2 separate regions of the Homo sapiens genome follow, and region 1 is linked to region 2. The links are chromatin contacts, found by Hi-C or POLR2A ChIA-PET in ENCODE. All regions are on one chromosome and are shown on one strand. Each heading gives the region's core, a stretch centred on a gene start or an enhancer-like site at or near the end of the contact. The rest is flanking DNA. Distances are from core to core; before and after follow the strand shown.

Region 1 (6,089 bases), core at 3,037-5,536, 54 kb before region 2:
TGTCCTGGGTCTGACTATTGCATGAACTCAGGGAAGAAGGAAAGCCCAACGTGCTGACTTTATTTTTTCTTTTTAATGCTTTTTAGAGACAGAGTCTTGTTCTGTCGCCCAGGCTGGAGTGCAGTGGTGTGATCTTAGCTCATTGCAGTCTCGAACTCCTGGGCTCAAGTGATCTTCCCACCTCAGCCTCCCAAGTCTTTGGCTAATTTTTAAATTCTTTTGTAGAGGTGGGGGTCTCACTTTGTCTCACCACCAGGCTGGTTTTGTACTTCTGGGCTCAAGCAATCCTCCTGCCTTGACGTCCCAAAGCACTAGGATTACAGGTGTGAGCCACTGCACCTGGCCCCCATGTCCTGACCTTTAAGATGTAGTAAACCTATCCACTGGGAAAGTGGGGTCAAAGGAATTGTCCTGGACTCTGGCCAGTCAGATCAATTAGCGATCTTTACTTTCAAGAAACTAGGGTAGAGGGAAAGCTGAGGTAGAGGCCTGTAGATGGAGGCTGAAGGCCTTCTGCAGTGCTGACTGTTTGGGCAAGATGAAGCATGAAACCTGATAGAACAGATAACCAGCTCTTTATATCATGATCCTTTCATCATAAGCTTATTACTCCTGAGAGAAATATAGACTTCAAGTGTGATGGGAAGACCTCCTGCTACCTTATCCAAGTCACCTGTGCCCACCCTCTGTGCCAAAGCGGTCAGGCAGGGTTCAGTGGAAGTCAGCTGGGAACAGAAGGAAGAGACATTTAATTACTGCTTTACGGCTTTTGTTCTCACTGGAGGTAAATACCTTGTTGGTGCCTCAGGGAATATTGGCCTTTTCCTTTGAACTCTGTCCTGATTCTGACATTAACCAGATCTGCGACCTTGGGAAAGTTACCCAGCCTCTCACAGCCTCTTTCCACATCAGGCAAATGGAGACGCTGCTTTCACAGGATGGGGGCTGGGAGTGGGGACAACAACAAAAAATGACAGATGTGAAACTGCCCCAAACTGGGAATCATTTTAATATTATTTTCCTGTTTGTGTAGTACACAGCCCTCATTGTTGAGTCACTGGTGCTGGAAGTGGTGGTGGCCACGAGATGTGAGCTGGAGGGAGGCCCAGTCCACAGGGAGGGAGAAGCATTCAATGCGCAGGCCCTGGAGCTCAGCCCCATAAGCAGCGACAAAGGGGGTGAATATGGCTGGGAAGCAGTTTGGGGAAGAGGGGTTTGTTTTCTAGAGGGAGCCAACCACATTCCTCCCAGGCAGTATCACATGGCCCACACCCAACAGACAAGGCCAAGGGCATGGCCTCTCTGTAGGCAGTCCCCAAAAGGAAGGGTGGATGGTCACCACCCAATCCTGTCATTCTGTCCACACCAGCGCATGAGCATATCCGAGAACATATCTGTGCCGAGCTGCCATGAAAGTGACTAAATAGTAATAACTTGCATTTGTCAGACTTCCCACCTAGCAGAAGTTTTGTGATTCATGAGGACATCCTGTTTCTGAGTAAGGAATCTTATCGTGATTTCCTTAAACTGTTGACATAGTGGTTAATGCATGCCTGACATGGAAAAGGATGCTGATTTGCTTCTGAATCATGAAGTTTTGCTGATTTGTTTCTGAATCATGAAACTTTGCTGTCTTGCCCGTAGACATTTTAGCCTGTAGGTTGTCATCTGTAGCCAGTGACTAATCTCTCTATTATACCTTCCAATAACAAAAAGACAACTCTTTGTATGAAGAGTCCTCCTCCCCTCTTCTAAACCTTCCCATAAAAGCTTTCTAACTTGTAACAGACTCTAGGACACTCCCAGCTTTGTTGGTGTGTCTTCCTGGGTCGATCCTCACATTTGGCTTCCAATAAACATTTATCAAGTTATTTCTGGTGAAACAGCTGTAATTTCAATCGACAATAGGAATCCAGAAAATCTATGATGCAAAGCTGAAGTATCACCTATTCCAGGTGCTCTTTGGTTTTGGGGGGAAACAGGCCACTCAAACTGACTTACTTGAGTAAAGAGAGTGACTGGCAATGGGCTTCTTGGATCACAAGCAATAGAAACTAAACTAAGGGAAATTTAAAAAGGCATCATCTGAACAAGGAAAGCAAAGGAATGAGGTGCTGCCACTGGACAACTCAGCTCCAACTACCAGTTCTTAGAAAATGTGATTGGCCCAGCTCGGGCTACGTTTCCATCTCTGTCCATGTTGCGGAGGAGGTGGCCAGGGTCCTGTGGTTGCATCCCCACCAGAACCACTTGGAACTGTGGAGCAGCTGCTTCCCAAAAGAAGGACCCTGGCTGCCAAAGATACATGGCTCCCTCATGGGCCTCGCGCAATTGGCACCAGGGCCTGGAAGCCACCAGGAGCCCAGGCAGCTCCCCTCCCATCTCTTTTTCACTGCATCCTCCTGCCTTTTGCAGTCAGCTTCCTTCCAACTTGGCTCCCAGGGAACTCACAAGAGTGGCATCAGGCTCCAAGTACACATGATCGCGAGCAGGCTGCTCTCCGTCTCTCATATTTTCTCCCCAAGAAATGGTAGTTGGAGCTGAGTTGTCCAGTGGCAACACCTCATTCCTTTCCTTCTAAATGTTCGGACGACACCTTTCTTAGTTTCCCTTAGTTTAGTTTCTGTTGCTCATTATCAAAGACACCCATTGCCAGTCACTCTCTTTACTTAAGCCAGGAGGAATGGCAGGGTGTGGCTAAGTATGCCCAGTTTATTCTTCCCCAAATTATGAATCACAAGTCCCCATCCATCACTGGGCATTGGGCGGGTAAAGAGGCAGGAAGAGGCCAGGACTCCCGTACTGCTCTTGGAAGGAAGCTGAAGGGAAGTGCTCCTCTCCCAACAGCATGGATGTCACTTCCTCCAGGAAGCCTTCCCTGATTCCAGTCCCCAGTCTGGGCTATGTGTCCCTTCTCTGAGCTCCCTTTGTACTCTGGGCATCCCCTTTCCTGGGACTTACTACCTGGATTATAATAGCCCATCAGTATGTCTCCCTAGCTCGACTGCGATCTTCTTAAGGGTAGGGCCTGTGTTGTCATCATCGTCATCCTGAGCACACGGTTTTGCACAAAGTGGACACTCCATGTGCTTAAGGAGCACGTTGCTGGCTGCGGATAGAGGGGAAAATGCAGTCTCAGCCTTGTGGTTTGACTTATGGTGGAAACGTCAATTGCATAAAATGATAAGAAAGGATGATCTAGATGCAATATCCTGGGACTCATCTGGGCCAAGTGCCTTTATGACAGGCTTGGGGATGGGGTCAAGATGTACCTTGAGTTCTTTACCAAGATTCAGAGACAGGCCTAAGACAGCTCTTTTTATCTGAGAAGTGGTATATAATTGCTGGATCTGGGGTCATACTGCCTGGGTTGAAATCCCAGCACACACCAGCTGTGTGACTTTGGACAAACTGCTTAACCTTTGTGTCTTTGTTTCGTCATTTATAAAATGAGGAGATTATATAGTACCCCCACTTCATAGGTTGCTATAAGGTTGAAGTAAGTTAATATGTATGAAGTACTCAGAACAATGCATAGTCCAAAGCCAGTACTCAATAGATGTTAATTATTCCATCTACTCATTCACAGAGTCAGCCAGGATTATCACTGTCATTTCAGAGTTTACCTGAATCCAGTACAAACATTCTGTAACTCTGAAAACAATGCATATAAACTAAGCCTGCATTCATTTACTCCTTTGTTTACTCATTTATTCATCCAATTGTTCTTTCAAAAAAAAAATAGATTCTTAACTCTCTAGGCCCTTTTTCTCATCTGGAAAAGGCGCACAATAATTCCCCCAGCCTGGGGTTGTTGCCAGTTACCTGAGATATGTATGTAAACTGCTCAGCTCATGATGTGACAAACAGCTAATGCTCACCATCATCTTTGCCTCTTTGGGTTCACTGGGCAATTTGCAACAAGGTTTCTGGTCATTAACACAAAATCCCCACATTTCTCTTATAGTGGGATCCACCAGGTGGCAGCATGGATTTAGACATGGGATGAAACGGTCTCCCCTTTCTAGTCCTCTCACATCCAGGGCTGACATTTATTAGCCTGTTCATTATAACCTAGGGAAAAATCCAATTTAGAAACCTTTTGGGAGGAGGAGACACTACAGCCATTGAAGGCTTTCATTGCAAAAATAAACAGGCACAGCACCTGGCCTTTCCCAGAGGCCTGCAGGTGGCTGTCTGCTGAGAGCCACATCTTACTCACCCAGGGAAAATCTGCTCTTTGTAGAACTGGTTTCAAGATGAAAAGTTCAGTTCACATGAACAAGAGAAGCTGGGCTGAACTCATTGACTCTTACTATGTGTATTGGTCTGCTTGGGCTGCTGTAACCAAATGCCACAGACTGGGTGGCTTAAAAAACAGACATTCATTTCTCACTGTTCTGGAAGCCGGGAAGTCCAAGATTAACCTGCTGGCTGATTTGGTTCCTGTTGAGGACTCTTTCTGGCTTGGAGATGGCTACCTTCTTCATGAGTCCTCATATGGCAAAGAGAGAGCTCTGGTGTCTCTTTCTCTTCTTATAAGGGCACTAATCCCATGATGAAGGCCCCACCCTCATGACCTCATTTAAACATAATTCTCTGTCTAAGGTTTCTGTCTCCAAATCCCATCACTTTGGGGGTTAGGGCTTCAATATATGAATTTAGCGGGGGACACAATTCAGTTCATAGCATTATCTACAATGTATTTCTAGTTTTTGTGTACTCTTCTGTTTGTCTACCTAGTTCCTATTATTCAGACATATATCTATTTATATAGACTATTGTTTATCTTTTTATTGTCTGTCGTTATTACTAGCCATTAATGTTGGGATGATCTTAGCACTGTCCAATAGAACTTTCTGAAATGGCAGAAATGTTCTATATCAGTGCCATTTACTATGGTGACCATCAGACACATGTAGCTATTGAGTTTTTAACATGTGGCTAGTGCAACTGGGAAAGTGAATTTTAAACTTTATTTCACTTTAGTTATTTAAATTTAACTTGAAATAGGCACGTGGCTATTGGTAACTACCATAGTGGACAGCTCAGATCTGAATAGAAGAATATATCTGCAGTTTCCCCTCTTAATTGATTAGATTGTGTTGAGTCTGGGAAGAGGTAATATTTGGGATTTCATGCAGGCTTGATTTCCAGAGTTAACTGTTGTGGGGGCAGGCAAAATGGCACATCTTTATAAATGAAGAAATAGGCTCAGGGAAATGAAGTCACTGCTGAAGCTGACACAGGGGGTCAATGGCTGAGCCTATTCCCTCCCTGCAAGGCTCCAGCTGGCAGCTTCTTCTTCTGTGCAGTCCTCCAGGAATCCAGGTCCCTTCTTCTCTCTCTTGGAGGTGACTTAGGAAGAGTCACTGGACAATCAGAATAGGCCCACTTGTCCAGTGTGTGGCATGTGAGTATGCGTGTTTGGGTGTATGCATGCGTGTATATGAGCAGGCTCTTGGCAGAGATTGTGTAACCTGCTACACAGAAACAAGGATGATGTGCAAATATGAATTGTCCACTGCGCCCTCCCCAATCCAGTCCATAATAACTGTTTATTTTAGGTGCATTTCAGGGACTGATGTCATTTTATAGTCTGTTTAATGCAACCATTCTAACGGGCCCGTTAGAGCACTGGAAAAGATGTGGTGGTGTCTGAGCACAGGAGAGTCCAGTCAGGGGGTTAGAGACACCCTTGGAGCTTCTCCCAAGCCCTGCCAGCTAGCAATTGCCAGCTACTGAGGAATTGCCAAGTGCCAGGCCCTGGGCTCAGCACCCTACATACAGCATCTCATCAATATTTACATCCCAACACATGAGGAAAATGGCCCCAGCCCCCATTTTATAGAGGCATCGAGAGGCATCTAGCTAGGATGTGGCTGAGCCACTCCAAAGCCTGAAGTCTTAAACTCTTAGCTCTTTTCTTCAGTGACTGGCTTCAAACTATTATATTTTCCCTGTTGTCCTTTAGCCCACAGCAGCCAGCTGATATGGAGAATGTTTGTGTGGGCAAACGTCTTAATTGCCAAGGGTATGGACTCCAGAGTGGGGACGGGCAAGTTCCCTCCTGATTTCATCACATGCAA
Region 2 (5,854 bases), core at 831-3,330:
ACAAGTGGGTGTAACATCACTTTACCTCACCTTGTTACTTCATTTCTGGAGCATAGGAATTTGAAGCCTCTCTCCAAACCCTGCCCCAAAGCCCAGATTTTCAGCTCAGTGTCAATCGCAGCTCCATCCTGCACGAACAGATTCTGAACAAATTATGCAACTTCGTGGCAAGGGCCCAGAGACCGAGTGGGGGTTTCAGCAAGATAAATTCCTGGGCCATCTGGCCATGATGAAATTTATCTGGCTCCATGTCCATTTTTATTTTCCACCAATCGGAGTCTTTTGGGCCACACAAAACAGTGCCACTTCTCTCCATTTAATGCCTCCTCTGCCCACTGCAAGTGCTGCCTGTTACTGAGGAAGGAGAGACATATTTAGAAAGTTGCTTCTGGAAACCACATTTCAGGAAGTTCTCACTTCACCAGGTGGGAAGAAGACCATGATGGTACAGGAGCAGAGAGACCTTTGGCAGCAGTTTCCCATAAGCCTGCATCCTGGAAGCTTCTCTAATAATAAAGTGAGATTGGTTCCCCTCAGAACAGGCAGTGGGGTTCAAAATAATGGCTTGGTCACTTTTCTGCAAAGGCGTGCAAATGGAATTAAAAAAAATTTTTTCAGCAAAATTTCAAATTTCATTCTGATGGCCCTTCCAAAGGATGATCTACGATCACTCCAGGGCTATGAGGATGTGAGGACAGCATGCTGTTTCTGTGTTTCAGTTCAGTAGAAAAGACATATAAAGGGTCTCTCATAGACTTCTAAGGAAATAGGGACATCCTCTTTCAGAGAGGACCTTTCAGAGAGTGACTCATAATCAGAGTCTCCACTGAGACTATGAAGATGGGACAGACAAGGATAAAAGAAGGTGCTCCAATGCTCTCAGCATTACTCACTGCCCCTAAAGCAAAACATCTTCCCCGTGTAACAGAAGTCTTAGGTGCCAGCTCAACTTCCCGTCTTTCTCCCCCCATAACTTGTTGCTCTCTAAGGAGCAGGGGAAATTCAATTACTGAGCAGCCCACAAGATCCATTTGCCTTGAGTTGCAACCACTGTCCCACCCTGTGTTTGCAAAAACATTACCTTAAAGGTCATCTCTGGAAGTGTGGCCTTGTACTACGGCCCATCTCTTGTCCAGTCATGCTGGAGAAAGGCACCCTTGGAGGAATGCAGTCCTCTCTTTGGTGTGTGACACAATTCAGAGCAGTAAGCGCAGGCCGGGCGTGGTGGTTCAAACCTGTAATCCCAGCACTTTGGGAGGCCGAGGTGGGTGGATCACTTGAGGTCAGGAGTTCCAGATAAGCCTGCCCAACCTGGTGAAACCCTGCCTCTCTTAAAAATACAAAAATTAGCTGGGCATGGTGGTGCATGCTTGTAATCCCAGCTACTCAGGAGGCTAAGGCAGGAGAATTGCTTGAACCCGGGAGGCAGAAGTTGCAGTGAGCTGAGATCATGCCACTGCACTCCAGCCTGGGCGACAGAATGAGACTCTGTCTCAAAACAACAACAACAACAACAAAAACAGAGTAGTAACTGCTAGAAAAGAAACAGGAAAAGGGGAGTATCGCCCTCTCCCTCCTGGGGAGTTATAATAGCTAATGTTCACCGCCTGTTTTCTACATGCTTTGTCTGCATTAGCTCATTTAATTTCCACAACATCCTCATAAAGTAGGTACCACTGGTATCCCCATTTTACAGATGAGAACACTAAAGCGCAGATAGGAAGGTAACTGGCCTAACTTCACGTAGCTTGTAAGTAGCCTAGCTCCAGAGGCTATGAGCACAGCCCCTACACTGTACTACCTGTGAACTTCAAGAACAATATATAAACCACAGTCATAATTAAAAACACCTCTTCAAAAGGAATCCACCCGAAAGTAAACATATCAGAATGGCTTTCTCTCTTGGAAAGCTAATTCGCGTTTTGCTTTCTAGGTGAGTCATCACCTGCTTTTTTTCATCTTAGCTGAGCTGGCACTGCAGGGAGCGAGGACACTGGGAGGATCTCTCCCGTGAGTTAGCACTATTCCATCACAAACAGGCTCTCCCCGCCATCCACTCAAGTCTGCCCTTTCACCTCTTCAGCTCTTGAAAAAACCAGACGGATGCACAAAATCCCTCTGTCACTCTATCTGTGTCTAAAACATGAACCTCTGACTGTAGCCTGGACTTCCCGAGCTCACAGTGAATAGCAGTCGTTACACAACACCACGCTGATCTTTCCCTTCAGAATGGGCCAACCAAAGATGACAAGAGGGCTGGGCGCAGTGACTCACACCTGTAAAAATCCCAGGACTTTGGGAGAAAGAGGCGGGCAGATCACCTGAGGTCAGGAGTTCAAGACCAGCCTGGCCAACATGGTGAAACCCTGTCTCTACTAAAAATACAAAAAAAAAAAAAAAAAAAAAAAAAAAAAAAGCTGGGCATGGTGGTGGGCACCTGTCATCCCAGTTACTTGGGAGGCTGAGACAGGAGAATCGCCTGAACCCAGGAGGTGGAGGTTGCAGTGAGCTGAGACCACACCATTGCACTCCAGCCTGGGCAACAAGAATGAAACTCTGTCTCAAAAACAAACAACAACGACAAAAAACACAAAGATGACAACAGGCTGAAACTGGAGGGAAGAGTGACGTGGAGGAGACTGTTGGGTGTGTTCCTTAAAATGCCCAACACAGTGCTCATGTTTATAATCCCAGCACTCTGGGAGGCTGAGGTGGGAAAATTGCTCAAAGCCAGGAGTTCTAGGCCAGCCTCTATGGGCAACATAGGGAGACCCCATTTCTACAAAAATAAATAAATAAATAAATAAAAATTAAAAATTAACCAGGTATGGTAGTAGTAGTTCTAGCTACTTGGGAGGCTGAGGAGGGAGGCTCGCCTGAGCCAAGGAGGTTGGGGCTGCAGTGAGCTGTGATTATGTCACTGTACTCCAGCCTGGGCAACAGAGCAAGATCTGTCTCTCTAAATAAAAAAGTCCAACTACAAGTGTTCCTCAAGCAGCAGGTACTGTAGCAGGCACTGTGATGGCCTCAGCATCCATCTCCTTCTCTCCCTGTGTTTCAGCCAGGGGGGCTAGCTGGGACTAAGCTGCCCCAGCTCCATCGATGGGGCCTGACCAAGTTAAATTAATCAGTGTAATCTCCCCGCATTCACTGCTACAGTGATTCATGAAGGGCTGGACACTTGGCATATGATGGCTCAGTCAGAGTAAAACCCATAAACCTTGTCTTGAGGTTGGGAAAAGAGAATTCCCTCTTGCACTGGTCCATACAGGATGTAGATATGAGGCCTGGGATTTCTTACCAGAGTCCACCTGTGGATACAGCCAACACACAAGGGAACACAGACCTGTGTATAATGCAGAGGAACAGACTGGGGCCCCAACCAAACCATGCCTGGATTTACCGTAAACAATTCACCCTGTTCATGTTTTAAGATCGTTTAAGTTGGAGTTTCTGTTGCTTTTGCCAAAGGATTTTAGTGGATAACCACCATTCACAGTGAACTCCAAATGGCAATGGACATCAGCCTATGGTTTTGATATTCCGTCAAATCTAATGTGTATTTGGCTCAGAGCTAGAAACGTGACCCATTTTTTCAAGTCTCAGCTCAGGAGTCACCTCTTCTGTTTGACACACTTGTTTGTTCATTTGCCCAACAAATAGAGACACCGCATCTACTGTGTGCCAGTTACTATTCCGAGTGCTGTGGTTTCAAGGATAAATAAAACATGACTCCTGTCCTCGAGGAGTTGCATGGGGAAATAACACAAGTGAACTAACTAATGGAAGTTGGAGGTGAAGGCTTTGATTGGGGTATCAGGGGCTACTGGAACACAAAGGAGGGGCCCATAGGCATAGGGGCCAGGAAAAGGTGCTGGGGAAGGTCATGTTTAAACCAAGTTCCAAAAGCATTGCTTAGGTCAGTAGTTCTCAGCCAGGAGCAGGTTTGACCACCAGGGGACATCTGCAATGCCTGGAGACGTATTTTGGTTGTCACAACTGGGAGGGGCTTCTGGCACCTCAGGCATAGGTAGAGACCACGGATGCTGCTAAAAACCCTGTAACGTACAGGACAGCGCACCATATGAAGAAACTCTACAGCCCTAAGTGTTAACAGCGAGGAGGCTGAGCAGCCTGGGCCTGGATGAAGCAGGTGGGAAGGGAGATTCCAGGCGGAGTGATGCATGCATGCAAAAACCCGGAGATGAGAAACCACAGGACAAGTTTGGGGAAGGTGTTCAGGCTGGAGCCAAGGGGGTGGTTGAAGGAGTAACACGCGTCAGCTAGAAGGGCACATCTGGGCCAGCCAGAGCAGAAAAGTGCTGAGCTGGGAGCTTAGAGTCTGAGTTTTATCTCCAAAGCTATGGGGAGCTCCTGGAGGATTTTGAACAAGAGTGTGTGTTTTAGAAGGATGTCCCTGGCAGCTGTCTGGCAGCTTCAGCAGTGGTGAGTAATGGAGACAGTACTGGGCAGTGGCTGTGGGACAGACAGGAAGGAACAAACCCTCAGGAGCACTTCCTCTTCCCATCCAAGTTCATTGCCACAGTACGTTGCACGTGCCTCCACCTCTCTCCTCCACTAGTAATTACCTGGCCATGCACGAAAATTAATACATCTTTCCCTTCTCCACAGAGCCTCACACGGGTTGATACAGTGGAATCTCATACAAAGCTTAGATGCTAATGCTAATGCCAGCCAGCAGAGTAGGTAAAAATCATGTAGAGAAAAGCCCTTGAAAATCTCTTAAATCGGGAGGAGCCAAGATGGCCAAATAGGAACAGCTCCGGTCTACAGCTCCCAGCGTGAGCGACGCAGAAGATGGGTGATTTCTGCATTTCTATCTGAGGTACCGGGTTCATCTCACTAGGGAGTGCCAGACAGTGGGCGCAGGTCACTGGGTGCACGCACCATGCATGAGCCGAAGCAGGGCGAGGCATTGCCTCACTCGGGAAGCGCAAAGGGTCAGGGAGTTCCCTTTCCTAGTCAAAGAAAGGGGTGACAAACGGCACCTGGAAAATCGGGTCACTCCCACCCGAATACTGCGCTTTTCCGACAGGCTTAAAAAATGGCGCACCAGGAGATTATATCCCGCACCTGGCTCGGAGGGGCCTACGCCCACGGAGTCTCGCTGATTGCTAGCACAGCAGTCTGAGATCAAACTGCAAGGTGGCAGCGAGGCTGGGGGAGGGGCGCCCGCCATTGCCCAGGCTTGCTTAGGTAAACAAAGCAGCCGGGAAGCTCGAACTGGGTGGAGCCCACCACAGCTCAAGGAGGCCTGCCTGCCTCTGCAGGCTCCACCTCTGGGGGCAGGGCACAGACAAACAAAAAGACAGCAGTAACCTCTGCAGACTTAAATGTCCCGGTCTGACAGCTTTGAAGAGAGCTGTGGTCCTCCCAGCATGCAGCTGGAGATCTGAGAACGGGCAGACTGCCTCCTCAAGTGGGTCCCTGACCCCTGAGCAGCCTAAGTGGGAGGCACCCCCCAGCAGAGGCAGACTGACACCTCACACGGTCCAGTACTCCAACAGACCTGCAGCTGAGCGTCCTGTCTGTTAGAAGGAAAACTAACAAAGAGAAAGGACATCCACACCAAAAAACCATCTGTACATCACCATCATCAAAGACCAAAAGTAGATAAAACCACAAAGATGGGGAAAAACAGAGCAGAAAAACTGGAAACTCTAAAAAGCAGAGCGCCTCTCCTCCTCCAAAGGAACGCAGTTCCTCACCAGCAACGGAACAAAGCTGGACGGAGAATGACTTTGACGAGCTGAGAGAAGAAGGCTTCAGACGATCAAATTACTCCGAGCTACGGGAGGACATTCGAACCAAAGGCAAAGAAGTTGAAAACTTT

Evidence for each region. Hi-C counts contacts between places; a loop is a spot of excess contacts on that map. ChIA-PET counts read pairs that join two places held with the same protein, here RNA polymerase II (POLR2A). Pooled maps may share reads with other maps.
Region 1: a loop to region 2 is called in a map of PC-9, with 14 times the contacts of the local background. The contact joins two enhancer-like sites. A Hi-C loop is called at or near these places in 7 of 168 maps with a recorded cell type or tissue (HCT116, MCF 10A, PC-9 and 3 more) and 9 of 50 pooled maps. POLR2A ChIA-PET finds 5 or more read pairs at or near these places in 9 of 52 experiments (A549, BJ, HCT116 and 6 more).

The regions. Positions count from the first base shown.
Region 1 is chr11:33,685,973-33,692,061 of GRCh38, reverse strand. No RefSeq gene overlaps it. Among named protein-coding and RNA genes, the nearest start is that of C11orf91, 12 kb to the left of the region's middle. RefSeq lists an enhancer at 736-1,935. Within about 2 kb of position 4,286, at least 3 of the 41 ENCODE cell types and tissues checked have a DNase peak (open chromatin) inside an H3K27ac peak, as active enhancers do; they include PC-9 and mammary epithelial cell, where a contact is called at or near this core.
Region 2 is chr11:33,629,702-33,635,555 of GRCh38, reverse strand. The region is part of intron 16 of KIAA1549L (KIAA1549 like); the gene reads right to left. Among named protein-coding and RNA genes, the nearest start is that of C11orf91, 68 kb to the left of the region's middle. Within about 2 kb of position 2,080, at least 4 of the 41 ENCODE cell types and tissues checked have a DNase peak (open chromatin) inside an H3K27ac peak, as active enhancers do; they include PC-9 and mammary epithelial cell, where a contact is called at or near this core.